2 separate regions of the Homo sapiens genome follow, and region 1 is linked to region 2. A link is a contact called in ENCODE Hi-C or POLR2A ChIA-PET data. All regions are on one chromosome and are shown on one strand. The core of a region is the stretch at or near the end of the contact, and the rest is flanking DNA. Distances in the headings are between cores, read along the strand shown. Region 1 holds the start of EMP1 (epithelial membrane protein 1). Region 2 holds the start of GPR19 (G protein-coupled receptor 19).

Evidence for each region. A loop is a pair of places that touch in the nucleus more often than their neighbours do. ChIA-PET counts read pairs that join two places held with the same protein, here RNA polymerase II (POLR2A). Pooled maps may share reads with other maps.
Region 1: a pooled map shows a loop between it and region 2 (6-fold over the local background). The contact joins the promoter of EMP1 here to the promoter of GPR19 in region 2. A Hi-C loop is called at or near these places in 4 of 50 pooled maps. POLR2A ChIA-PET finds 5 or more read pairs at or near these places in 2 of 52 experiments (activated T-cell and activated naive CD4-positive, alpha-beta T cell).

What each region holds. Positions count from the first base shown.
Region 1 is chr12:13,191,012-13,198,055 of GRCh38, reverse strand. It overlaps EMP1 (epithelial membrane protein 1), which reads right to left and starts at 1,330. Exons shown (of 5, transcript NM_001423.3): 1 at 1,184-1,330.
Region 2 is chr12:12,690,078-12,697,432 of GRCh38, reverse strand. It overlaps GPR19 (G protein-coupled receptor 19), which reads left to right and starts at 1,250. Exons shown (of 4, transcript NM_006143.3): 1 at 1,250-1,368; 2 at 1,922-1,974. RefSeq lists enhancers at 1,083-1,162, 1,343-1,502.

The DNA.
Region 1 (7,044 bases), core at 81-2,580, 500 kb before region 2:
GGCAGCTCTTTCTGGGGTGAAAGCACAAAGCCACTCAACAATTTTTAACAGGCACAGATGAAGTTCTCCTGCCCCACCCTCTTCTCCAAACCCAGCTTCCCTTTTGCCTCCCCCGCCCTCCACATCTGGCCAAGAGAAGGCATCTGGAATCCTCATCAGCTCCTGCTTCGACCAAGTGAACCCCTCCCACGTTTCATTTAAAACACCATTTGCCTCCCTCTCTTTCTCTCTCTAACAGTTTTCTTTTTTCATTTTTTTTCTTTTTCTTTTTTTTCCTTTTTGAGACAGAGTCTCACTCAGCTGCCCAGGCTGGAGTGTAGTGGCGCAATCTCAGTTCACTGCAACCACCATCTCCCGGATTCAAGCAATTCTCCCGTCTCAGCCTACCAAGTAGCTAGAATTACAGGCACCTGCCATCATGCCTGGCTACTTTTTGTATTTTAGTAGAGACAGGGTTTCACCATGTTGGCCAGGCTTGTCTTGAACTCCTGACCTCAGGTGATCCGCCCGCCTCAGCCTCCCAAAGTGCTAGGATTACAGGCATGAGCCACCGTGCCCGGCCAACAGTTTTCTTTAAACAAACCAATCCCCCTCTTCCCATCCTGTGAGGAGAAAAAAAATACTTAAATTTAAACAGAAGTGAATAGGGAAGCAAACAGGCAGGAAAAGCAATGTCAAAAATAAACTGAAAACCAGTTATCTATCCACCACCACCCAAAAAATCCCAACCAACAACCAGCGAGCAGAGTAACAGTTCAAGTCCTGAAGCAATCGGAATCAAAACGGAGGAGGTGAAAAACATCTGGCCAGTTCCCGATGTCATTTCCAAGGTGTGTGGTGTTTCCTCCATAAACAGGATCCTATCCCAGTTTGTTTCAAAGTCCCTGCTCCCTCCACATCCTAGAACAAGAACCCGGTCACTGCCAGGCACGATTTTAGCCCCATCCCATTGATTTCCCCAGACTCCGTCCTCAAAATACACTTTTCTGAACTTTCTAGAAAAAGTTGTCTCTGTATCCACTTTGAGCCAAAAGTTTCAAGGACTTGGTTCTTAGAGGATCATAGAAAAATAGCGAAGGAAGAAAAGAAAAAGCAAAACTAAGATGAGGTCAGAAGAAGCAGAGCCGTGGAAAGGAAGGAGAAGTTTTGCTGAGAGTCCCCACAGCGTTGGGAGCTGTCCTACCTGAAGGGTCCCAGCGACAGAGGCGCTCTGAGTGGCAGGTGCTGGCAGCAGCCCTGGTCCGCTCTTCTGGAAGTATGTGACCGCACTGAGGGGAAGGACCTGCCTCCCGAGGTTATAAGTTTCCTCTGCTGGTGTACTGGGGTGTGTAATGGGCGGTTTCTTTTCACCGTGTTTTAAAGGAGTTTCTATGAATCAGTCTGGCTTTAAAAAAAAAAAAAAGATTTGTTGGTAAGCTACGCCCTGCTAAGCTGGCAGTCAGTCAAGAGTGGCTGGGAGTGAGCCATCAATTCAAAGAACCCTGTTGTAGGCTCTCTCTGACTCAGACACACAGACCACAGTGGAAAAAAGGAGGGACATTGCTTCAAATGAGTAACAGGATCACACAAATAGATCTGTTTACTGAAGCCCATTCCTCCTCACCAAAAAGGAGACTTGGTTACCATGGACATAAGGCAAAACACAAGGTTTCAGCCTGGGAGGGGGAGGAAAGGGGCCAGTGTCCTGCTGACTGAAGTCCTAGGTCATCATCAAGCGAGATTCCCAGTCTTCCTCCCCCATTAAAAGCATCAGCTGCTGCTCACTGTCAGGAATTATCAGATTCCTTTTTTTATTTACTTCCCTGCCTGACCCTGGTGCACTGTCCTGTGGGTGGCTGTACAGGGAGGCCCTGAAGGCGAAGGGGACACACTAGGAGCTCTTGCAGCCCTGCCTCTGAGTGATGGAGCACTGATTGAACAGCAGAGAATTCCTGGTCTTTCATTATGCTCTGCTAGTGCCCGTGTGGACTCTCCACATTCCAGGAGGAAGTCCTCTAGTTAAGAACTTTGCTCTCTGTAATAATCAGCTGGACCTTGTTCTACAATTGACTTTCTTGAACTTGGCCAGTAGCATAATCATCCCTACTACCTCCCTGCACCACTCCTCTCTCTCTCTCAACTCTGGAGCTGGGAGAGGCCTGTGAAGTCATCTCATCCCACAGCCCAGGCATTCCACTGGAGAGAGTAAAAGCCCAGATGCCTGAGTTCAAGCCCAGCTCTCCACAAATTTGCTGTGTGACTTTAGGCAAACCACTTAACTTCTCCATGCCTATTTTCTCATGCATAAAATGGAGATGGCAGGTATGTAACTCATAGAGCTATGATGAGAAATACACATATAGGGGCTCATGGCAGTGTGCATAGTGAGCGCTCAACAAATCTTAGCTACAAGGATTATTTTACTGAAGAAGCAGCTCAGGCCCAGAGAGGTGAAGTGACTTATTCAAGGAGATACAGTACGTTACCAGTAGCAGCTTGGATCTAGGTCAGCACATCCAAGCAATTCTATTTCTGTTATTCTCTGCTGCACCCTGACAACTTATTTCAATTCAAAATATGCGTGTGTAGTATTTATTCATTCATTCTGCCAATACAGGCTGCACGTCAGTCTTCACTGGGCCTGATTCAGAGCACTGAGTCACAGAAGTGAATGACATCCCTGCCTCTTGGAACTTATATTCCCTAAAAAGATAGAAAACAGACTGGTGGCTATTCACCAAAATGTTGATCAAATTCGATGATAAAATTATGGATGCAGTTTAGTTTGTTCTGGTCACAATTCTGTATTTTCCAAATCCTCTGCAATGAACCTATATTACTGTCTTTAGGATGTTGGCATGTGGATGGATGGATTTTAGGAAAAAATATTTTAACATGGGAATGTGGAGAATATTTTCTAAGGTGGATGATAAGGAAAACACAACACACACACACACACACACACACAATGATTTGATGATGCTGCATCTTCACAAGTCCCTGAGAACTGAATTCTATCTCTGTAAAAGTAAGAAGGTCTGGATTTTCTCACTGAAAACTGATGACGTGATAAAAGACTGCATGTTTCTCATAGAGTTCCTCACCTCTCCCCTCTCTCATTGCTCATTTGATAATAAAAATGCCTGTCTGAGAGGGGCCACTCCCAGCAGTGGGTTGAGAGTCCCTGTGATCTCTGAGCATCCCAACCCTCAGGGAGGGGAGGGTGTCTGCAGGTGAGGCCAGGAAATCCCCAGGCATGTGCTGGCGCTCCAGATGGGCCAGTCTCCCCTGCTGGAATCGGCCTGTCTCCCTGGCCTTTTCCTACTCTCAGGGTTGCCTTTCACCCCTGATGCCCTCTGCCAGTTTTAAAGTCTCTCTTCCCTCAGCTGCCTGGAAAGGAGAACTGGACTCCAGAGGAAGTGTTCTCAGATGCTGAGGAGTATGTGGTCTGATTGCATTTCTTAAAGAGAAACCTGGAGCCAAGGAATAGCAGAGGGGAGGCATTCTCCCTCCCACCTCCTTCTCGGGCTTAACAAGGGGAAAAATCAGGAACTTTTCTTAAAGTACTTGAGTAGAGGAATCCTTCAGTCTATCTGGATTTCCATGGATTTCACAAAGAGAGACGCTGGGCTCAGGGACGGGCTTCAAAACAGGACCCAGAAAGCAGGAGGCCCAGTTTCCACGCCTACTACCTGGCAGTGGCTGTGAGCGAGGCATCTGCCTGCCTCCATTTCACCTTAAAGTGAGTAGACAGCATCACCTTCCAAATGGGTCTGATAAATCTCACCTTCCTGTGTGCTTTTGGAGATGTCTAGGTTTGGAGAGAAAATATTAAATGCATTGAGCTGTGAAAACACACCCATGCACACATGCAAAAACACATGCACGCACACACACATGCACACATGCACACACAGAGTGGTGCCATAGAAAGCCAAGTTGTGTAAATATTTTTAAAAGATGAATGCAAGTCCAGGATTTCTAAAGACTTATAATTAACCCTTGAAATATCACTGAGCTTATTTTATAAAACAAAGTTATCCAGTCTGGGAAAGCAATTGGATCTGTTCTGGCTGAAGTTCTAGCTTTTTGTGCCTCTGGATGTGATTAACTCGTTAAGCCTGAGTGTTCCTTTGGCTATGAGCAGACAATTTTGAGACTACAGACAGTAAACGGTTCAGGGCCTAAAACCACATGGGGCTGGAGATACAGCTCCCCTGGCGTTTATATGGTCTTTCCAAACAATGTCGAGTAAGCTGCCTTTCTGCTCCCATTTCCCCCATTTGGAAGGTAAATTAGACACATTCATTTTCTGCATGGGCAAAGAACCGGACAAAGTTTCATTTGACCTCACTCAATAAAGCCATATATTCTTGGGAGGGAATGTCTCTCTCACCCAGTGCAAATGTTACTCCAGCAAAGGGATATTTTCCCCTTTTTCGGAAGCAACAAGAATCAACTTCTGGCACGTTGCCATTTGGGGCAGATTTTCAAGTTTGAACCGGCGTAAACATTTTAATGAATGCATGAAACGAAGGCTTTTAATGACTGATACAAGAAGTCTACTAAGGCAGGTCTGGCCCCTACAGCCCACAGAAAAGAAAACTAATAATAGCTTGAACTTGTTTTTGTTCAAACTCAGTTAACCGAAAAGAATCCCAAACTATGCAACATGTTCCCCAAAGCTATTATATGAACAGGGATGTCAATATTAATATTAGCACACACTGCTTGGAAGGTAAATAGAATGGGGGAAAAAGTTACACAGTATCTTCCCAAGTCAAAGGAATGTTTGTTCCTCACAACTCCTCTTTGAAATTTGAGAATTTACCAGAAATGTTGTATTCCTTCCCTTTCCTTTCTTTCTTTCTCCAACTCTCCTCTCTCTATTTCTCTCTCAGGCTTTCTTCTGGCTTTCTTTATGGTTTTTGGGGGTGTTTTTGTTGTTTTTTGGGTTTTTTGTTTGTTTTTGTTTGTTTTTTTGAGACGGGGTCTCGCTTTGTCACCCAGGCTGGAGTGCCGTGGTGCAAGCTCGACTTATTGCAATCTCCGCCTCCTGGACCCAAGCGGTCCTCCCACTTCAGCCTCCTGAGTAGCTAGCACTACAGGCGTGTGCCACCACACCTGGCTAATTTTTTGTTTTGCTTTGTTTTTGAGACAGAGTCTCGTTCTGTCTCCCAGGATGGTATGCAGTGGCACAATCCTGGCTCACTGAAGCCTCTGCCTCCCAGGTTCCAGCAATTCTCCCACCTCAACCACCAGAGTAGCTGGGCTCAGATAATCTGCCCAACTCAGTCTCCCAAAGTGCTGGGATTACAGGTGTGAGCCACCACACCCAGCCCATTTTCTTCTGGCTGTTATTGCTTTCTTTCTTTTTCTTTTTCTTTTTCTTTCTTTCTTTCTTTTTTTTTTTTTTTTTTTTGTGATGGAGTTTTGCCCTTGTTGCCCAGGCTGGAGTGCAATGGTGCGACTTCAGCTCACCACAACCTCTGCCTCCTAGATTCAAGCGATTCTCCTGCCTCAACCTCCCGCGTAGCTGGGATTACAGGCATGCACCACAACGCCCGGCTAATTCTGTATTTTTAGTAGAGATGGTGTTTCTCCATGTTGGTCAGGCTGGTCTCAAACTCCCAACCTCAGGTGATCCACCCGCCTTGGCCTCCCAAAGTGCTGGGATTACAGGCGTGTATTGCTTACTTTCTTAAATTCCTCTCAGTAAGATGTAATTTTAATATAGTTTCACAAAATGAGAAGTCTCTAAAATCCTCCTAGTACCCCACTTTCTGGTCTCTTAGCTAGCTGGTCCTTAAACTGCTTAGGAAAGAGAACACTGATGAAATACCAAGAGCCTTTCTAGAATATGGGCCATGGCCTGACACTTTTGGTGGAACAGAGAGGAAAGTGGCATGTGGCTAGAGAGGAGAAGTGGTGATGTCAACAATGACATCTAAACTTGCAGGAGAAATGAGCCACCCTTGCCACATTAGACAGTTACCAGATTGATACTAATTGCTGAACCCAGTTTTTTCAGGCAGTTGGGATATGCGTGACTGATCCAAATCGCTGACAAAGGGAGCTGAGCCATTTCCAGTGTGGATACAGCTTTATGGCGGGAGAAGAATAACAAGAAAATAAGTAAGAAGCAATTGTAGCCAAAATGAAAAATGAAGAGATCCTTTCTCCAGCCAATGCCAGCTGTAATACTAGAAGACAGATATTAAAGGTATACTGAATAAATGTTTTTCTTTTGTACCTTAGCTCTCCTGTTACTGAGTGCATTGTTCTTACTGCTTAATGGACCATTTCAGGTAAAGAACTGAATATTCATAAGAAATAAAGAGTGATTAGCCCTTCCTTTGCATACAGTGAGCAGCAGGTCCAGTAAGCAGATGCTGGCTACATAGTAGGCATTCAATTAAAATGTAGTACATTCAATCAATGAAGTGTCAAATAACCGAGTAATGGGATCTCGGTTCCTCAAACTCAGATGCCGCATGGTCAGAGCACCCATCTAGCTAAGCCACCATAGCTGTGGGGAAAGTAGTTAGTACATGTCTTTAAATTTGCCTGAGAAAAACTGCCATGGAAGGGGCACAAAGCCAAGTGGTCCAGCCTAAGAATCCTAAAGCACATTCCCCATGAGACTGTGTGGTCCACAAAACACACGAGACCCAGAGATGAGCCAGAGTAATCTTTGAGACCAAGTTAGCACTTTCAAAGACACAAATTGGTTCTTGGTGGAAACAAACAAATAAACAAGTACTAAGTAGAGTGACTTGATTATTCAGCCTCACTGGAAAACGGAATATGCATCCTGGTTAAATTTTAGGATAATTGGTCAATTTTTAAAAAAATATTACAGGATGAAACGAGACCTCTTTCCACCCTTTGAGACATGCACATGCACAAAAGTTGGCCTTTGCCATTCCAAACACAGATGCCAGGTCCAGCCTCTTCTTGTAGGATGATGTGTAGGGAGGAACTTCAATGCTCTTAACCTGGCAGAGTCCATGGCCACAGGATTTACAGCTATTCTTCCTTGGACAAAGCTAGATAAACTCTGAC
Region 2 (7,355 bases), core at 1-2,500:
TAGAAATCCTTCCATAAAAATACTTTTTAAAAAGTCACTTTGCCTGCCTTTTTTTTTGTTTTCAAACGAATCCAGTCATATCTGTAAAACAAGTTTCCATCAGATCTCATTTTATAAGCAACATCCTCTTCTAAGCCACCTGAAACTGACTTTGAAGAGCTCTTCAAACCATTTCAAAAATTTGTTTGTTGGCTTGTGCTTTCTTGGGTTAATGCTTCTAGAGTCGTCTCCAAGTTTCAAATTTTGCATGGCTGCTTTTTTTTTTTTTTTTTTTTTTTTACTTCGCTTCAAGAGTCAGTCTTAAATCATGTAGGTTTTGCTTGAGGTTTGCTCGAGCAAGAGGACCTTAGGTTTGGTCTTATTTGCATTTTTACCATAACTAGGCCTACATTCTAAATAAGTAACTAAATGCCACCTATGAGTTTCATTAACTGTGGCTGCTTGCCACTTTTTAGTTCTGGTTAGGGTGGTGCTATTGTTTTCCTCAGGTTCATTAGAAACATCTTCCGTGACAGCTCTGACGCGGCACCGATTTCTGAGTGTCCAGTGTTTTCCCTACCATTATTTTCTTTGGTCTGAAGTTGACACTTAAACTGTCCAGTTTTAAACCTCCGATCCGTGTTCCCAAATGAAAACATGACTTTCATTACGAATTACACGTCAAGGGAGCAAACCAAGGCGCTCGGGGCGGCGAGAACCGCGACACAGCGCTTCGCCTGGACTGGTAAACAAACCGCCGCGCAGGCGCAATGGCAACAGGACGGTAACCTGGGTAGCCGCCAATGGGCTTTTTCGTAGAGTGAAAAGCGGAAAAGCCAAACAAAACGCTGGTTCCAAGGTGATAAACTGGCTGACTTCCTCTATTTTTACTTTTTTAAAAAATTTTGTTTCTGAAGAAGTAGTTGTGCGGCCTTCTGGGCCTCGCAGAGATCTTCTTCGTGGAATTCCTCGGCCCCAGAGAAATGCCGCTAGCCTGTCGGCTAGTTATATTAGCCTAATTTTTTGTCTTGATCTTTTTCATTTGACTGCAGCACTAATCCTAATCCACTGGGGCAGCAAAAAAAAAAAAAAAAAAAAAAAAAAAAAAAAAAAAGGGCGGGTGGGATCTCAACGCCACGGAAAACCTTCATACTAGCCGGCCATCACCAAACCACGCGAGATCTGCCTGAGGAGAAGCGCCACCCCGGGAGTGCACGTTTGCGCATGCGTCTGGCTCATCATTTTTAGCGCGCAAAAGTTTCAAAACTTTCCGCCTAGTGAGAGGCGGTCCGATTTGGCCCTTGGGGAGTGTCCGTCGCGTTGATCTGATGGATTCACGTACACAACACCACATTCTATGAGATTTTGCAGGCAAAAGTCCACAAGCTCGTATGGTCATCCCTTCTTTCCGTTTTTATATTGGCCGTGAACTCTGTGAGGGGAGGTTTCAGCGACTGAAGTAGTAAAGGAGTGGGAGCGGGAGAGCCGATTAATGAGGTTGTAGAATAAGAGAGAAATCTGAAGGGACAAAGGAGTTTTATTTATTTTTTGGCTGGTGACCAAGAGGATGTGAGTGTGAGCTAAGGTAATACAGTGGGAAGGAGAAGATGGGAAGATTTGAGAGATAAATGAAGGCAGTAGCTCTGTAGCCTACCTGGGAGGCCAGACTAGAAAGAAGTTGACAGTAGAGGACATTTTTCTTAAAAGAGTGTGAACTTATGCATGTTTGTAAACAGGCAGAAATGGCATGCATTTAGTACATGGTGTATATAAGGTGGAAATCGGGACGCCCCTAATGGAATGGAATGAGGAAGATTCTAAAAGCCACAGTCCTGAACACAGGCCGAGGTGGAATTGCGAAGAACAGTCGCGGTAACAGAAGTCAGGAATTTGGGAACTGTCTCGAGGGATCTGACCAATCTGACCTCTTTTTGTCTCTCAGGATATATGGGACACCTGCACCGGCATTGGATTTGGCCCCGCAACATCTTAAAGGTACCACCCAACACCTGAAGTGTCTGCCTCCTTCCGATGGAGCCTCCTGGCCCCTCCCACCTCTCACCAGCTTTACCCTTTAGCCAGAATGAAATGTGGATTTCATGGAATGAAATGGTGGCATTTAGCTACCACATTACTCAGATGTGTCACTGACACCTTACAGAAGTACATACTTCTAGCCTCTAGCCTCCCAGTTCACTAGATATTAGAGTCCATCTTGATATCGGCAGCAATTCTATGCCACTTAGCTACTATAATTTGATTCTTTGTATACTATCTGGAGTACAAGGCAGAAGAATGCTGATGGAATACGTAATTTTACTCCAACAAAGGAATGGCTGATAGGTAAAGAGTATCACTTCATCTGTAAGAAAAACTAAATATGGAAAGCCACAGGATTGAAGCTAGCAGTGATGGAGAAGGATCCCAGTGTGAATATATAGAATGGAAGTACTTCAGTAAAGAGCCAGGCATGGTAATCACTTACCAAGAAAGTGACTTCATTTCATTTTGGCAGCCTAAAGTATATCCTGGCAGCTGCGCTGTATGTGTGAAGTGCATAGGAAAATGCTGCAGGAAAAATCCATGGAGGCAATGGAATAGGATTTCAGGGTTGAAGCCTGGGTGTCTTGTTTTAGGGAGTGGGATCATCCAGCTCTGAGAGGCATGACATCTCGATATGATGTCATATAAAGTGTGTACAATTGGGAATCAGACCTGGGCTTTGACTTTAGGGTCTGCCAGTCACTCTGTGTGTCCTGTCTGAATCTCAGTTTCTCAATTTATAAAATAAGGATAATAGTGCCTGTGCCATAGGATTATTGTAATGACAAAATGAGGTAGCATAGAACTTAGTGTAAAGTACATGCCACCTATCAGTTGAATTGTGGATGCTCTGTGCATCGTAGGTCCGTCTGTATTTAGGGAGCTTTAAGACAGGTACTCTACCGGGTCAGGCGCGGTAGCTCACGCCTGTAATCTCAGCACTTTGGGAGGCTGAGGCGGTCGGATCACAACGTCAGGAGATCGAGACCATCCTGGCAAATACGGTGAAACCCCGTCTCTACTAAAAAAAAAAAAATACAAAAAATTAGCCGGGCGTGGTGGTGGGCACCTGTAGACCCAGCTACTCCAGAGGCTGAGGCAGGAGAATGGCGTGAACCCGGGAGGCAGAGCTTGCAGTGAACCGAGATCACGCCACTGCACTCCAGCCTGGGCGACAGAGCGAGACTCCGTCTCAAAAAAAAAAAAAAAAAAAAAAAAAAAAGACAGGTACTCTACCATGCCCACACATTAGAATCACCTTGGGAGCTTAAAAAAATCCTAATGCCCTGGCTTTTCTCTATACCAATTAAATCAGAATCTCTGCGAGTGGAGCCCAGACATCAGTACTTTCTTAAAACCCTCCATTTTGCAACAAAGGTTGAGAGCCACTGCTTTAAGAGTTCCCTCTAGGGCCAGGCACGGTGGCTCACGTCTGTAATCCCAGCACTTTGGGAGGCGGAGGCGGGGGGATCACGAGGTCAGGAGCTTGAGACCAGCCTGGCCAACATGGTGAAACCCCATCTCTACTAAAAATACAAAAATTAGCTGGGTGTGGTGGCACGCGCTTGTAATCCCAACTACTCCGGAGGCTGAGGCAGGAGAATTGCTTAAACCCAGGAGGCAGAGGTTGCGGTCAGCCGAGATCGTGCCACTGCACTCCAGCCTAGGTGATAGAGCAAGACTCCGTTTTGGAAAACACGTTTGGAGGAATGAAGTTTAGAGCTTGAGACAGGCAGATAAGTAGGGCATCATGAGCTCTATTCAGGAGGAAGGCCACTGTGATAAGAATGGGGTTAACGTACTAATTTGGGAAAGGTCATTGATAAAGCCATTAGTATAATTGCCAGGATACACAGGCTTAGCTGTAGAGATAGAAGAGTGTCAGTCTCCCAAGCTGGTCTTTTGATCTAGCACAGGCAACACAGATAATGATGTCTTTATTGCATTACACATGGTGAATCTTGGGCCATCAGCAGGGCTGATGGCAGTAGTGGGTTGGGGCGGATCTTTACAACCTGCAATACCTCATTGGTTGGGGAGGGCATCAAGGCATGATTGAAATGTGTGTTCTTTTCCAATGAGAGGCTGCTGTACATGGGAATGCATGTGCAGCAGGGCATTGATAATGAAGTGTTTTCCGGTAGCCTATCAGGGTTGATGTGGCAGCTCTGACCACACAAGTGGTTTTGTTATTATTAACAGATGAGAAAGGTGAGGTTCAAGCCTGTCTTTGTAGCCTTTCAGGGAACACAGAATCACTTGGAATACAAGTGGCATGGTCAGCAATTTCAGCTTCTAAGAGACAAGTTACTTGCTAGTAGGACAATTCTGGTTTCTAGGTTTATAAATAACTCAGAAGTTGAAATCACCATACTACTTTAGTTATTGAATATAAGACAAAAAAGGTAGTGATAATGGCCAAGAATATCTTTTGCCACATGAAGTTACCTGTCTTTAATTGGGTTCCTTTTCTTGAAAAGCAGGCACACATGAGTGACAGAGAATCTTCCTGGGACCGATAGGAATGCTAGACAGATTGGTCTCTGTCTTTAAAGGTTTTTATGGGTTAGAGTGAGCCAGGACTAGAGCCAAAGACAAGTAATGCTTCAGTTTCTTAAGGGCTTTTTCAGCTGCTGGAGGCCAGTAGTACTTTTGCTCAGAAAGCAAAGGAGAAAGGGGCTTAAGCCCAGTTGGAGAAAAAAAAAAACAAAAAAAACAACTATAATTAGGTCTTTTGTGCTTTGTGGATATCAAATACCTGTTGGACCTTTTTCAGAAACTTTCATATTGTACCAGTATGGGGTTCTGGTTCTATAAATGAGGGTATCCAGTCCGTCTTTCTTTCTGCCTCTTTTTGGGGTACAAGAAATTAAATTTGAGTCAGGCGCAGTAGCTCACGCCTGTAATCCTAGCACTTTGGGAGACCAAAGCAGAAGGATCGCTTAAGCCCAGGAGTTCAAGACCGGTCTGGGCAACATGGCAAAACCCCGCCATTAACCTGGCTAATATTACAAAAAAAAAGACAAGAGAAGCCAGCAGCGAGTCATCACTGGACCTGACCAAGATGACCACTCAAAGAGAGGAATAGACTTCAGCAGGGAAAAGCTAAAGGTCTTTCTGGAGTTAGATAAGTGGCCAGCTGGTCAAAGGAGCTATAGTTGAAAAATTCATAGAAGTAGAGTTTTGTCCCCCTAAACCCACGTAAGTGCCCATTGAGATAAGGAATCAGTCTTTAATACCTGTGAGGTACAGGGAAACTGATGGCAGCTCATGTTAGTACCAACAAAGTAAGACGTATTGCTCATCCTCCTCTCAAACCCTGGAGGGATCAGAAACTAGGAGGGGCAAGATCTAAGGAAACAAGTCAGGAAAAAAGAGAAGTGGCCACACTGTTTTGTTAAATCTACTACAGAAGGCACAAACTGGGAGGAGGGAGAAATGCCTAAACTAAGTCAGGTGCCAACTTTTGATTGTTATATAGGACTGGATATTTTAGTTATTAACATCTCTTAACTAAAAATGACCAGAAAAAGTAATGGGACCACCCAAGTTTTAATTCAGGGATAAGAGAAGAACCAGCCTTGCAACCAGACACCCTTGAAGGGTGTTTTCAAAGGGACAGTGGAAAATGAAAATTAGGTGGTTTTAGGTTAATCTCAAAAGTCATGCTTATTCAGTGTGCTGGTACACTGTCGCTGAGCACCTACTTTGCTGTTTTAGATCCTAGAGGTATAAAGATGAATTGGATGACATCCACCTTACAAGAATCTATGAAGTCAATGCAATATGACATATGCAATCGTATAAGTAGTATATATGAAAATTAAAGTACTATGGTGAAAAGGAAAATGTGACTAACTTATTTTGGAAGGATACAGAGTGGGAGAGAAATAGAACTACAGATAAGATAAAACCCAGCAGGGTTTGAAAAGAGGAGTAGATGTTCACAAAGAGGACAAGGCAGAGAAACTGTCAAGTCTAAGCCACGGAGGCAATACAAGCAGTGTGAAGGGCATGCTTGTTCAGCAGGTGACTCAAATGGAGGTGAAATGGAGGTCACAGGGGTTGAGTTTAGACCAGAGCTATTGGCAGGCTCATTCTGGAAAGTTAACGGAATTTTAGAAACAGATGCACCAAGAGACCAGTCATTTCATCTATCAGTCATTCCTCCCTCTGTTTGACTTTGCCTTTTATAAAATTGACCAACAGCCCTTTTTATTTTTTTATTTTTTATTTTATTTTATTTTATATTTTTTAGTTTGGGATATGACCTTTATTGAGCTTATCCACCAGCGTGGAAATAATGTCTGTACAAAACCAAATGTTTGTTACTATAACTTCTGCATCACAATTAAAATCCAAAGAGTTATTTAAAAACAGTCAACTCAATCAAAACCCACTACTTCAGAATCCATATTTTCTTTGAAGCCACAGTAACACTTATATATGGTTAAGACTCGAATGCAGAAATTTGGTTGATTGGAAAGCTAATTAAACTTCCAACTTGCTCAAATAGAATTACAAAAAGGCAAAATTGCCAACAGCCCTTTTTAGAGAGTGCTGAGAAGATAGTATGGGAACTCTTCTCCATCCTGTTCTCCCAGCTGTTTGGATCTGGCTCTGTATCTGAGTTAGGCTGGGTCAAACAGACTCTGCCTCCTAAGAATTTAGAGTCAGAACATTGAGAGACTGGGTCACTCTGACAGAAGCATTGAATTTATAAGGACATGTGAATTTCAGATCCAAGGCCACCATTTAGGGGCAGCCATTTTGGGGCCAGTAATACAATAAGGGACAAGCAGAACTAGTTGATCTCAAGAGAAGCTGGTGAATGCAGCTAATGAAGAAACAGAGAGAATTGGAGGCAGTAGACCATGTGGTCTCCTAGAGAAAGAGAGTCAGTAGCTACCTTGGGTCTGACCACTTTCAGGACCCTTGTCTAATCTAACGTCTGGCTGCCACTTTTTGTTCTTGATTTCCCTGCACTTCCTCTGAGTCATAATAAATCCATCTCAACCTAAGGGGATTCATTTTTCTCCTTAGACAACAGTGTTATGTGCCTAATTATGTTCTCCCCTTCTTAATGTTTTTTGTCCTAATAAAACCATGTATCTTCCACATTAGGAATACACATATATAGCAAAGACACTTATTTAACTCGCTACAGATATCTCATGAAAATGTAGGTCCTTTATTTTGTCTAGAGTTTTCACCTATTAGTCATCTATTACCGCATAACAAAATTCCCTACAGTTTAATATCTTGGAAGAATAATATCAAGTTCAACAGAGCTTAAAAAAGAAAACAAACAAACAAAAACATTATGTCATAGT